Linked DNA regions of Homo sapiens: region 1 is linked to region 2. A link is a contact called in ENCODE Hi-C or POLR2A ChIA-PET data. All regions are on one chromosome and are shown on one strand. The core of a region is the stretch at or near the end of the contact, and the rest is flanking DNA. Distances in the headings are between cores, read along the strand shown.

The links. Hi-C counts contacts between places; a loop is a spot of excess contacts on that map. ChIA-PET counts read pairs that join two places held with the same protein, here RNA polymerase II (POLR2A).
Region 1: a map of PC-3 shows a loop between it and region 2 (8-fold over the local background). The contact joins two enhancer-like sites. A Hi-C loop is called at or near these places in 1 of 168 maps with a recorded cell type or tissue (PC-3). POLR2A ChIA-PET finds 5 or more read pairs at or near these places in 3 of 52 experiments (A549, AG04449 and BJ).

The regions. Positions count from the first base shown.
Region 1 is chr17:78,678,252-78,684,484 of GRCh38, forward strand. It overlaps CYTH1 (cytohesin 1), which reads right to left. Exons shown (of 14, transcript NM_004762.6): 12 at 2,720-2,791; 13 at 1,939-2,093. Among named protein-coding and RNA genes, the nearest start is that of SCAT1, 49 kb to the left of the region's middle. Within about 2 kb of position 2,845, at least 6 of the 41 ENCODE cell types and tissues checked have a DNase peak (open chromatin) inside an H3K27ac peak, as active enhancers do; they include PC-3, where a contact is called at or near this core.
Region 2 is chr17:78,534,482-78,541,475 of GRCh38, forward strand. It overlaps DNAH17 (dynein axonemal heavy chain 17), which reads right to left. Exons shown (of 81, transcript NM_173628.4): 18 at 5,256-5,399; 19 at 2,818-3,000. Among named protein-coding and RNA genes, the nearest start is that of DNAH17, 39 kb to the right of the region's middle. Within about 2 kb of position 1,255, at least 6 of the 41 ENCODE cell types and tissues checked have a DNase peak (open chromatin) inside an H3K27ac peak, as active enhancers do; they include PC-3, where a contact is called at or near this core.

The sequences.
Region 1 (6,233 bases), core at 1,595-4,094, 150 kb after region 2:
AAAACCAGCCAAAACTGTTTTGAAAGACCAGTGAGGGAGGACAGGGAACTCGCCAGCCAGCACAGTCAAAGGACACCACGATGCCACAGGGGGAGGGGCGGGCGGCGCTCACGCTGGGAGGCGCGGTGGAGCAACAGGTGCATGAAGCGTGGTGGGGGAGCTGGGTACACTCTAAGGAGAGCATATGAAGTCAGTGGGGGCGATGCCAATGAATCCATAAATGGTGTCCGGACCATCAGCTATTCATTCATGAGAACAAACTTAAACCCTTACTTCAAATCTTATATAAAAAATACATTTCATAATGATTCAATAAATTTTTTTTTCAGTATGTTAAAAAAAAGGATACCGGTCCCCCACAACACTGCTGTTTTCTTCCCCAGAACACAGGGCTGGTGCCATTACTGGTAGGGGACTCTGAAAACACCGTGGCACCGCGTCTGCTCAATGGAGGGTGGGCTGGCCCCCGCTCAGGGCCACACTTCCCATGATGGCTGTCATGCCAGGGAAGCTGCCAAACCCCATGCCCACTACACAATCTCATTTAATCCTCAAAAGAGCCCCATGAGGCAGAAATGACCTCTATCACACAGAAGAGGTAGGTTACCCACCTACCAGGCACTGCGCTCAGAGAGACAGAGCGAGGAGTCTCAGCGCAGCGTGACCTGGCGCCAAATCCATCCTCTCTCCAGCTGGTTCCTGTCTGTTTTCATTGCATGAATTTTCAGATTACTTTTGAGAGGATAAATCATCTATTCCTTTCCCTCCATCATCACATCATCTCCATCTTCAGTCAGTTTTAAGGTATTTAGCTTGGGCCAAAACCTACACTGGTCTGAGTAGAAATACCAAAAGATAAAACAAAGGCTAGAGGATATTGCACACCCTCGGGAACGGGGCTGTAGCCTGGGTGGGAGAAAGCCCGTCACACAGTACACAGAGGACTTACAGGGACCTTCGCAGTCACCTGTGGGCACATTCTCCCTGTCTTCCAGGTGAAGTCACACAGGCAGCTGAGGAGTCTTTCTCAGGAAAACAGCTAGGTGAACTCTCATGGATGAAGCACCAGGAGGGAGAGGGCAAGGCTGTGCTCTTAGGAGAAAGGATCACTGAGAGAAGGCAAAGTCAGAATGCTCACTGCTGACCCTCGCACAGGGACTGGAGGGAGGAGAAAGCATCACTGAGAGAAGGCAAAGTCAGAATGCTCACTGCTGACCCTCGCACAGGGACTGGAGGGAGAGCCAGGCAGACCAAGTCCCAGGGAAGAACATTAAGCAAGAGAAGCCAACTGACTTTAGAAAGCCATGTTTCCAGATACTTGTCACATGAGGAAATTTCCAGCCCCGTGATAGACCTTACATGGCGTGGCCCAGTGGAGCCAACAGAGCCGAGAGGTAGGAGTCAGAGGCCTGGACTTGGGAGCTCCACTTCTTAGCTGTGGAACCCTGAGGAAGCTTCTCCCTCCTCCCGGACCTTGGATCACGGTATGTGACTTCCAGCAAATTTCTTAACCTCTATGGGCCTCAGTTTCCTCATCTGTAGCTAGGAAAATGGTGTCTCACAGGATTCACAAATTACAGAACATGACTACTATCTCCTCTGAGCTGTCACTATGAGAATGAGAGCGGCTTCGTCAGACACAGAAAGACCAGTTGAGCAGATGGCATCTGTGTGGGTAGCTCACTCGCCTCTTCCTATTTTGGGTCTATGAGGACACGTGGGGAACCCAGATGGGACGTGCTCTCTTACATATGCTATAATAGCCAAGAATCCAAAGGCCTCCTGGGAAGCCGTCAGCTGGGAACCAGGACGAAGCTTCCCTAAGAACTTGGAGCACAGAAGAGATGCGGGCGGCATGTTTAACCACTAAGATGATCAACACCTGGTGAGGTGAGGGCTGCACCAGGCGCGCACTGCCCTTTCTCAGCAGTCACTTACTTAATGCACTTAATCCACTCCTCCTTCTCCTCGGGCGTCGGAGCTGAGATCCGGTAAACAGTGTGGTTCCCCTCCACCACCCGCCCGTCAGCCTCGGTCTTGCAGGCCTTGATAACTTGGTCTTTATTGTCGGGGATATAAAGCTCAAAGCAGTTCTGAGAATCAAAACAGAGAGGGAGAGAGTGGAGCAAAGGAAGCTGTTAACTGAGAAACATGCTGATTTCTTTCCCCAAAACCCCTTTCTTCTGACCTTCACAAAATACAAGGAATACATATTTTCCTGTGGAAAAGTGAAGCCTAGAAGCGGAATTCTAGAGACTGTAAATTGTATAGAAGTCAGTCTCGTTTGCAAACACACCGGCCTGATATAAGCTGGCCCCACTTGCAATGTACGTAAAATGCGGAGAGAACTGCAGGTGACTCACGACTTTAACTTCAAGCCAGTAACATCCTGACAGCCCAAAACAAAGGAAAACTAAACGGGAGGTGTCCCAAGGGTATAAACTACATAGCCCACTCCTGCGTGCTTGCCGCTGCCATTGCAGGAGGGGCAACTTCTACACCCCATGTGACATTCACTAAGTGAAACGATAAAGCAGACAGACGGCACAGGAAGAAGTGATTTCGAGTCTCATCTTTGGCTTGAACAATATAATAAAAAATTAGACTAAATAAAAGCCTGATCACGCTTTTCAGTTTTTTGGTTTTGAGTTTTTTAAAAAAAATCTTTGAAATGCCCATCCCCTTTCTCCCCTCAAAATATCTCAGCAAAAATACTCACTGGTTTTTTGGAGTCCTCCACTTCCCGGATACTCAGATTCTCTAAAGGGATGATTCCACGGGGCTCCTTATCCTACAGAACAGTTGAAGAGAGGAAGTTTAAGATCACAGTTTAAGGACACACACTGTCAGATTCCTCGCCGGTGACTCAGCCGAACTTTCCTGCTTTCTCCCAGGACATGAAGTTCATAAATCAGCCTGAGGGAACTCCTTACATTCTAAACAAGAATAACACCAAAAATGTCTGAGGATTGTCAATATAACTGCTAAGTCCTCCGCGAGTAGAAAGACCAGAAGATTCAACAGACACCGTGAGAGTGTGGCCGGCAGTGACCCGGGCACGGTCCTCAAGCAGGGAGTGTGCGGGCCCCTTTCCCTCTTCCCTTTGCCTGGCTCTCCCACTCACCTCTGAAGCCTCAGTTCTGGGGCAACAACTCCAGGAAGCCTTTCCTAGTTTCACCCTAGCGCCCCGATGCCTGGGACTGCAGCTGTGGGTCTGACCATTAACCACTCACTGCCTCTGTCCATCGCCCCACCGCCAGACAGTACAATCCTCAGAGACACTGCCATCCTGACAACTCCACCTGGATTTCCAAAGGCACCTTGACTCCTGTCCAGAACAGAGCTGCACCCGCCAACTAGTCCCATCTCATCTACAGAGGGCACGGCACCGCAGACACTTCCAGCACACGCCTGACGGCAGTTTCACAGTCCCCTGATATCCAGCCAACCCATGGCCAAGTCCTAGCACTGTTAAAGTCTTTATATTTGGCCAGGAGAATGGTGTGAACCCAGGAGACGGAGCCTGCAGTGGGCCCAGATAGCGCCACTGCACTCCAGCCTGGGTGACAGAGCAAGACTCTGTCTCAAAAAAAAAAAAAAAAAACCAACCAGTTCTATGAGTTCTCTAAAAGCGAAAAAGAGTCTTTCAGCCATTTCCCCATCCTGGCTAGCAACTATTTCCAACTTCTTCAAGCCAACCTGCTTGGTCTTTACCTCTGTATCTCACACATCTCCAAAATACCATATTAGAACTGCCTTTTGACTGCTTGATTTTAGATGTTATCTACAGAAGAGGACTGAGCTCCTCTTACCCGGGCATATTCATATTCCCCGTCCTCCTAAAATAACTATCTGGTCATCTGAGGTAGGGCTATACACAGTGTCTTCATTAACACCACGTTTCTCTTCCGACCTGTGCCATATAGTGAACTTCCTAATTTTTTCCTTCCTGAAAAGCTTCCTTCCCCACTGGAACCAAAATTATGGAGGGTGGAGAAGTGGGTTGTTCCTTTGATTTATATTTCTGTGACCTTACCACCAAAACCAATTGCAAATGGTTAACCTCTTATCAAAATCTCCTTGCTAATGCTAATTTGTATCAGGCATCCTATTAATTTTCATTTCTTGAAGTAATCCTTCCTGGAGCCTCTGAAACCTGTTCCAGTCTGGACTGGTTGCCTTGATACTCGGTAAACTGCTTCATCCTTAACCTCAGCACTCTCCATTCCAGAGCACTCTTCCCTCCTCTCTTGAAACAAGAGGTTTCAAGATCTCTGGTTTCCTACAGCCAAGGCCTTTGTCCTCCACCAGCATCCTGAGAAAGGGTGTGTGGGTGGTAACATTTCTGAAATCTCACTTGGCTAAGAATGTTTCTATTGGACCCTCACACCTGGCTGCTATCTGGCTGTGCCTAACAGTCTAGGCTGGACGTGACCCTCCTCCAAGACTGGGAAGCCCAGCATTCCTGCCTTCAGCATTCAATATCACCCTACACAAAGCTGTTCTGGTTGCTGGTGCTTTGCACACGACTGCCGTCCTCTGTGTCCTCAGTGTTCTGAGGCCCCCTAAGGAGGCAGCCTTGGCGTGCATTCATTTTCAGTCATCATGCAGGGTATTCAGTAAGCCTTCCAACCTGGAAACACATCCATCGTTTGGGGGAGGTTTAAAAAAATTATTTTGTCAAGGGTTACCCCCTCTTTGTTTTCTCAGCTTCTCTGGAACATGCTAGACCTCCTGGACTAGTTCTTCTTTGGAAAATAAAAGTCTTTCCTTTATTATTTTCCCTCTGCCTTTTTATTCTTTCTGGGAGATTTTCTTAATGCTTTTCTTCCAACTTTTCCATTGAGTTTTCACTTCTACCATGCTTTGAATTTCCAGGAGGATTTTTTTTTATTATTTTTGTTCCGTGGCTTCATACAGGATCCTGTTCTTGTTTCGCAGCTGTGATGTCACCTGAGACGGCTGAGTCTCTTCACAGCTGGTGGTGGACCCTTCTTCTTCCTGGACCCCTCCCTCTCTCTCATCCAAGTTGCTCTTTGGCTGTTCGGCTGCTTTGGTCTCTACCTGCTCTCAGCCGGCAGGAATTCCTCAGGTATCTGGGACTCCTTGGTTGTCCCATTTGAAGAGTGGAAGACTAAGAGCTGACTGGGACCTGAAGCCTGTGCACTGTGACCATCTACAAGGGCCCTCTCACTAGGCTGTCTGCTGGGGAATCTGACTAAATAACCTCACGCATCTCTTCTTGGGCAGAGAAGTTTCCCACTCTGTCTGCAAGCTACAGACCTGGCTACCTGTGGTTCTGAGAGCTGAGTGAGGAGAAGCTGGGGGTGGGAGAAGTCCTCAGCATTCGAGAAGGCTGCATTTACCCCACACTCCTGTCTGGGGAAAATGCCCCCACCTTCAACTGGGCCTAGAGTCCCTCATCCAGAAATGCTTGGTCAGTCTCTCCTGTGAGCGAGCACTCAGACTTCTGCCTGGGTGGTGGGGACAGGCCCTCAGGGGCATGAGGTGAGGGCAACAGCTGGTCTGTTTCCTAAACAGTTCTCAGCCAATTCTGCTTCTGGTTTTTACCCTCCCCATTCTCACTTCTAGGGTTTAATTGGTGCCTGCACCTTTTGAGGATTCCGCTGGGTTAACTGGGTTGAGGCATCACCAGGCGAGCAGGTGGGTGGTCTAAGAGTAATCACACTTTGGACCTCAATAAGTATGTGACATAATGTATACTCTTTGACTGGTGAGGCCTGCGGCATCCAGGTTACATATGCATGATGCACATTCTTGATGGAATATGATTTTAAACCAAGATGATTTACACCCATGCTCTTCAGCCTGGGAGTGGGGACCAGGTTATAAGAAGACCCTCCTGGTCACCGGGAGAACCCACTGGGGATTCTGGTATCCTTCCTGGCCCCCCCTCTTTCCTGCTCCATCCTGCAGAGCGTGGCCCTCCTCGCTCTTCTCAGCACACTCATCCTGCCACTTGAGAATTGGCTTGAGTGAGCCAGCATCGCAGACAGGTGCTCACGCTATCCCTCAGTGCTGGAGTGAAAGAAGAATGAGAACCACTGATGGAAACAACTAAACGTTAAGCTGCTGGGCAGCAATGTAAAATCCCAAATATTAAAAAGGCCCCTGCCTAGAACTTTCACTGGACTCTGGCAGGCCTAATAACAGGCAGGCTGCACCCCTCAGTGATGACTTGTGTGTGCCCAATAACCACTCCCTTCCCCTGT
Region 2 (6,994 bases), core at 5-2,504:
TGTGTGCTTCAGAATTCAGCCATGGGCTCGCCTGTGCCTGACATTTGGCTCCCACCCCTCCTCATGGCCCCTCTTTCTGCTCAGGGTTGGGAGTGCAGTGTTCAGAGCACAGGCAGGTGCTTCTGGATTTCAGTGTTGTAACTTCCAGGCATCTACCTGCTCCAGCTGAGATTGTCCCCTGCAGTCCTTTGGATCTCCCCAGGTGGGATCCAAGTTCCAGTTGGGCTGGGCTGGTGGCAGCCTGGCATACCAGAGGCAGGTGAGACCTGCTGCCTGGGGTCTCTGCCCCTTGCTGGTGTCCCCTGTGGGCAGCTCAGCTCTCTAAATCCCTGTGGCAGCCTGGGGCCCACATTCTATCTCCTCCTTGTCCTGACCCAACTCCTCTGGGTTGGCCACCCTGGTACCCATGGGAAGCATCCCTTGGGTACTCTCTGCCACCAAGCTAGGGTACTTGGGTCTCTGGGAAGTGGCCCTGGGACCCAGCAGTCTAGATGCCTGACTCTCTCATTGTCTTCCACAGCTTGGCACCAGGTAAGACTCTGCTAGACCAGCAGGCTTTCGAGGGACCCTTCTCCTGGGCAACAGGCCCTTCAGCTCTGGAATGTTCTGCCTGAGCGTCCCAGGGTGTCTGCAAGGCAGCCTGAGTGTTTGTGCTGGCAGAGCCCAGGGGTGGAGCAGCTCTGTCTGCAGCAACCGTGGGTGCCCAAGAGCAGCCTGCTTTGGGGACAGTGGGAGGGGCACACCCGGGACACACTGATTCTGAGGACATGTGCTAACCTAGCGTCTGCATAACTGGGGCAAATTCTATTCTCAACTCTGGAACAGCTTGCTGCTTGCACTTGGGCCTAAAATCACAGCCATCTTCTCAGCATGGAAACCTCCTCCCACCCTTCCAGAATCCGCTCACACGCCCACTCCTCTCAGGAGCTGTCCTTGACCTTCTCAGGTCATTAGCTGTTCCCTCGTGTCCTCATGTCACCTCTGTACAAGCATGCCTCCCCACCACACATGCAAATACGCACACGGGCACATATGCATCCAAGCACACGCGTACACACACGAGCACACGCACATCCCTCCCTCCTGGACAGGACAGCTCATCTCGCTGTAAATATATGTTATGACAAATCATACGTGTCCATTATTTTACAATTCAAACAACGCAGAAATGCATGAGAGGAAACGCCTGCAGCCACATCCCTCTCCCCTCCCCTCCTTCCTCCCTTCCTGGTAAGCACTCACCCAGATTTTTGCTTGTTTAAGCAAATGAAACCATATTCTAAACATTGTTCTGTAACTTGATAAATGTCTAATAACCTGTCACAACACCTTTCCATCCTTGGCTCATTGTGACAATTCACAGAATCTGGGTTTGGGCCAGAATTGGTCAAGCCACTCCCCTCTTCCACAAACATTTAGGTCACTTAAGTCTTTTCAGATTTTTTTTTATTGCTATACAAATAGGTGCTTTGACAAACACACCACCTCAAACCTCCCTTAAGCGGGGAGCTGAATTTCCCATGACTTTTGTTGTCCTTCCTACCCCAGAGCCTGGCCAGGCTCTCCGTGTGTCTTGTTTGATGCGTTTAGACGAGATGATTTCAGAAGGCAGTGGGAGGCACATTTGTCAAATTGCCTGAGTACTGGGAGAATCAGTGTTTACATTACAGGACTGAGGCCGGGCACGGTGGCTCACACCTGTAATCCCAGCACTTTGGGAGGCCAAGGCGGGTGGATCACAAGGTCGGGAGATTGAGACCATCCTGGCCAACATGGTGAAACCCCGTCTCTACTAAAAATATATAAAAAAAAAGAAAAATTAGCCAGGCATGGTGGCATGCACCTGTAGTCCCAGCTACTCAGGAGGCTGAGGCAGGAGAATCGCTTGAACCCAGGAGGCGGAGGTTGCAGTCAGCTGAGATTATGCTACTGCACTCCAGCCTGGGCAACAGAGCAAGACTCTGTCTCAAAAAATAAAAAAATTAAGAAGTTTAAGACCACTCTGGGCAACAACATGGCAAAACCCCATCTCTACAAAAAAATACATCACCAAGCTGGGCTTGGTGATGCATGCTCGTAATCCCAGCTACTTGGGAGACTGAGGCGGGAGGATCAATTGGGCCCGGGAGGCAGAGGCTGCAGTCAGCCGAGATTGAACCACTGCACTCCAGCCTGGGTGACAGAGTGAGACCTTGTCTCAAAAAAATTACAGGACTGAGTGAACAGTCAGGAAGTTGGGAAAGGTTACCCTCTTGGCATCGTGTCGGGGGGTTGGAAGGATGATGAGGGAATGAAACCCAGGCAGGTTGACTGAGAAGAAGCTGCTTTGGGAAGGACGACAGATGTGGGAGTGGGGAGAGAAGTGGCCATGTCATCCTAGAGGTCACACGATGTCATTTAAAAGGTAAGCAGGGCCGGGCGCGGTGGCTCACGCCTATAATCCCAGCACTTTGGGAGGCCGAGGCGGGTGGATCATGAGTTCAGGAGATCCAGACCATCCTGGCTAACACGGTTAAACCCAGTCTCTACTAAAAAAAAATAAAAAAATTAGCCGGGTGTGGTGGCGGGTGCCTGTAATCCCAGCTACTCGGGACGCTGAGGCAGGAGAATGGCTTGAACCCAGGAGGCGGAGGTTGCAGTGAGCCAAGATCGCGCCACTGCACTCCAGCCTGGGCGACAGAGTGAGATTCCGTCTCAAAAAAAAAAAAAGAAAAAAAGAAAAGGTAAACGGCGAAGCCTTGCCGAGTTAGGGCGGCAACACCAAATGGGGAAAGCAATGGATGACCCTGTGTACGGCCAGAAGAGGCCAGGACTGACCTTGTAGTTCATCCTGTCCTTGGCCAGCCGAGGGATGAGCCTGGCTACGTTGTAGATGTCGTTGACCAGGCCCTCGATCAGTGCCAGGAAGCCGCGATCTGAGCCCACCTCCAGGGTCGGGTTGAAGGTCAGCCCATCCTCGTCCAGCTCCATGCGGATCTCAAACAGGGGAGCGATACTCTCCTGAAAGAGGGGTGGGGTTGGCAGTGGTCAACACCTCTGTCCTCCATCGGATGATTCTCAGTGCCCTGATCATCCACTCCGTACCATCAATGTGTCACTGCCTTCCACTTATCTGGGAAGCTTCTGAGAGCTCGTGTCTCAGCGCACCCCGCTCCTTGAGCAATCGCTACAGAGCCAAATGTACAGCCACAAGGCCAAAAGCAGGCAGGGGCAGGTTGGGGCAAGGGGAGGGGCAGGATCAGGTAGAACTCAGACCTCGGTTCAAAGCCCACACCTGCTACTTGCCAGCTCTGAGGCCTTGGGGAGTCACTTAACTCCCAGTTTCCCCAAATATATAAAATGAGGCTAAATATTTTATAGAATGGAGACATTGTTGGCTAGGCGCAGTGGCTCATGCCTGTAATCCCAGCACTTTGGGAGGCCAAGGCGGGTGGATCACCTGAGGTCAGGAGTTTGAGACCAGCCTGGCCCACATGGCGAAGCCCCGTCTCTACTAAAAATACAAAATAATTAGCTGGGCCTGGTGGTGGGTGTCTGGAACCCCAGCTACTCGGGAGGCTGAGGCAGGAAATCGCTTGAACCCAAGAGGCGGAGGTTGCAATGAGCTGAGATTGTGCCATTGCACTCCAGCCTGGGCAAGAGCAAAACTCTGTCTCCAAAAAAAAAAAAAAAAAAAAAAAAAGAATGGAGACATTGTTTCCATTGTTCTGGGTTACTACAGGGGCTAAATGAATCACTGACACACAAAGCAGGTACTGCAGGGGCTGGCCAAGCCTGCCTGTCCCTCTCCCTTGGAAGTCCCCGTTTACAGAGTTCTGGAGGCCCCTGTGAGGCTGCAGGGCTGCAGGTGCTGCTCTGGTTTACAGTGATGGGATTGAGAACCCAAGTGCTCTTCCTGCCAAACTAACGATTCTCAAAATGTGGGCCAGGATCCACCAGGCTGTGAGATCACACTGTGGCCACTGATCTCCCCCTGAATGAGTCCCCATTGGACCTGTGGGTTATGAGCTTTTGAGCCCCCCAATTTGTCTATGAGCAGGAGGGGGCTGTATCAGTATCTGAGTGAGGTGCTAATTGGGACAAACGGTCAATTGTGTGACCAGACTTCTCTAAAGACTCAGGTCGGCTCCTGCCCCCAGGCTACTCACAAAGTAGGAGGACTCCCTGGAACTCTTTGAGGAGAACCCTTTGTTACTGGGACTTCTTTATGGTTTTTGTTGAGACGCTTTCACTGGGACAGTCTGTAGTGACGAGTACTTTCGTCAACTGAATTTTGGGTCTGTGACTGGTTACCAGCTGGCATCTGAGACCCATATGCCAGACTCAAACACCATCCACCCTCCCTGGTCGGTACAAGGGCACGACACTGCCACGTTCCTTTGTTGTTGGTAGCCTGGGGGAGCCTTTGATCTTGGCCTCCTGGCGGTACTCAAAATCATTTAGAAACCATCTCAACAAAAAAGATGCAGGGCTGGGCACAGTGGTTCACGCCTGTAATCCCAGCACTTTGGGAGGCCGAGGTTGGTCGATCATGAGGTCAGGAATTCAAGACCAGCCTGGCTAAGATGGTGAACCCTTGCCTCTACTAAAAATACAAAAATTAGCCAGGCGTGGTGGCGGGCACCTATAATCCCAGCTACTTGGGAGGCTGAGGTAGAGAACTGCTTGAACCCAGGAGGTGGAGTTTGCAGTGAGCTGAGATCATGCTACTGCACTCCAGCCTGGGCAACAGAGCGGGACTCTGTCTCAAAAAAATAAAAAAATAAAATAAAAAGAAGATACAGGTAGGAAAGGGGCCATTGCCATGGAAAGCATGCCTCCATGGGATTAACCAGCACAACCTCTTTGCTGACTGGTTTACCTTCTACTCAGCCGTATATAATCAAGTAGGTGAGTGGCTGTTGTTGCTGACAGGAGACCCTCCCCCCAATCCACATGAGTAGGGGGCAGTGGTGTCCACTTTCCTTCACCTGGCAGTGAGGCAGGACCAGCCTCTTAGGTCTCTTGAGGTTTTCTGCAGCCAATTTATGTTATGGCAGATTTAAAGTGACCAGTGGTCCTGAGTGCCTGGGACTGAGGGGATTCTGGAATGCAGGACTTCCAGGTTTAAAACCAGGTCAAGTAGATTGCATAAGATATATTTTAATAAGTCTATTTATAAAATGATAGCCTGTTCATCAAGAAACTAGAAACTATAGATTCTAACAGATAAGAATACATATACATAAATATATTACCTTATGTTGATAACTTACATCTATAACCATGTTGTCCATTAGGAAACTCAGAGATTTGCGAATGAACTGGTCAAATTCATCTAAGACCATGTCGTCAATGTAGATGACATAATCCTTCCAGGGCAGGCTCAGTGTGTCTGCCCTGAATAGTTCTGCGTTTTCCTGCAAACAGAAGCGCACAGTTGGGCCTCACTTCACTGGCTGTGCTTGCTCTTTGATCACACTGTTTAGTGCCTCTCTGGACCGCCCGTCCATGTTCACACGCCGGACACACGGGGCTGCTTTGAGCATCTTGCTGGTGCTGGCCGCCTTCCTACTCGAGGCTTTGCACGGCTGCTCCCTCACTTTCTTGCTGGGTCTGGCTTCCAATCTTTTTGATTTCAGCTCAAATGTCCCTTCCTCCCAAAGGAATCCTCCATCTCTAGTTGGGTTTCCTCTAGCAAACTGTTATTTATGCCTACCATGGCTCAGAGGGCCACTCAGAATTATTTTATTTGTCTTTGTCTTTGGTCTGCATGCCCTTTTGATGCCCAAATTCATGAAGGTGAAGGTTGACCATCCTCTCCACCACTGTACCCCCAGCACTCAGCAGTAGGCCTAGCACAGAGCAGGGGCTGGTGGGTGGGTGGGGTGGGTGGATGGACAGATGAATGGGGTGGACGGATAGCTGGATGGATGGATGGGGTTGGTAGATGGGTGAGTGGGTGGATGGATGGATGGATGGATGGATGGGTGGGTGGGTGGGTGGGTATGTGGATGTGTGAGTGGGTGGGTGGATGGGTGGGTGGGTGACTGGGTGGGTGGGTGAGTGGATGGGTGGATGGGTGGGTGGGTGGCCGAGTGGATGGATGGGTACGTGGCTGGATAAGTGGGGTGGGTGAATGAATAGATGAATAGAGTGGGTAGGTGTGTGAGTCCATGGATGGATGAACGGGGTGGGTAGATGTATGAGTAGATGGACAGATGGATGGGTGGATGGGTGGAGAGATGAATGGGGTGGGCAGATGTGTGAGTAGATGGGTGAGTGGGTGGGTGGGTGGGGTGAGTGGATGGGTGGGTGGGGTGGGTGGATGGGTGGGTGGGGTGGGTGGATGAGTGGACAGATGAATGGGGTGGGTAGATGTGTAAGTAGGTGGATGGGTGGGTGGATGGGTGGGTGGATGGGTGGATGGATGGGTGGGTGGGTGGGTGGGTGGGTGGATGGGTGGGTGGGTGGGTGGGTGGGTGGATCGGTGGATGAGTGGATGGGTGGATGGGTGGGTGGCGTGGGTGGGTGAGCGGATGGGTGGGTGAGCAGATGGGTGGGTGGCGTGGGTGGGTGAGCGGATGGGTGGGTGGCGTGGGTGGGTGAGCGGATGGGTGGGTGAGCGGATGGGTGGGTGAGCGGGGTGGGGGGGTGAGCGGGGTGGGGGGGTGAGCGGGGTGGGGGGGTGAGCGGGGTGGGGGGATGAGCAGATGGGTGGGTGAGCGGGGTGGGGGGGTGAGCGGATGGGTGGGTGGGGGGGTGAGCGGATGGGTGGGTGGGGGGGTGAGCAGATGGGTGGGGGGGTGGGGGGTAAGCAAGCAGATGGGTGGGTGGGGTGGGTGGGTGAGTGAGTGGATGGGTGGGTAGGGTGGGTGGATGAGTGGACAGATGAATGTGGTGGGTAGATGTGTAAGTGGATGGATGGATGGATGGATGGGTGGATGGTTGGATGGATGGATGAATCTCTAGGATACTAAGTGCTATAGGGAAACTCAAAGATTAATTTCACTCA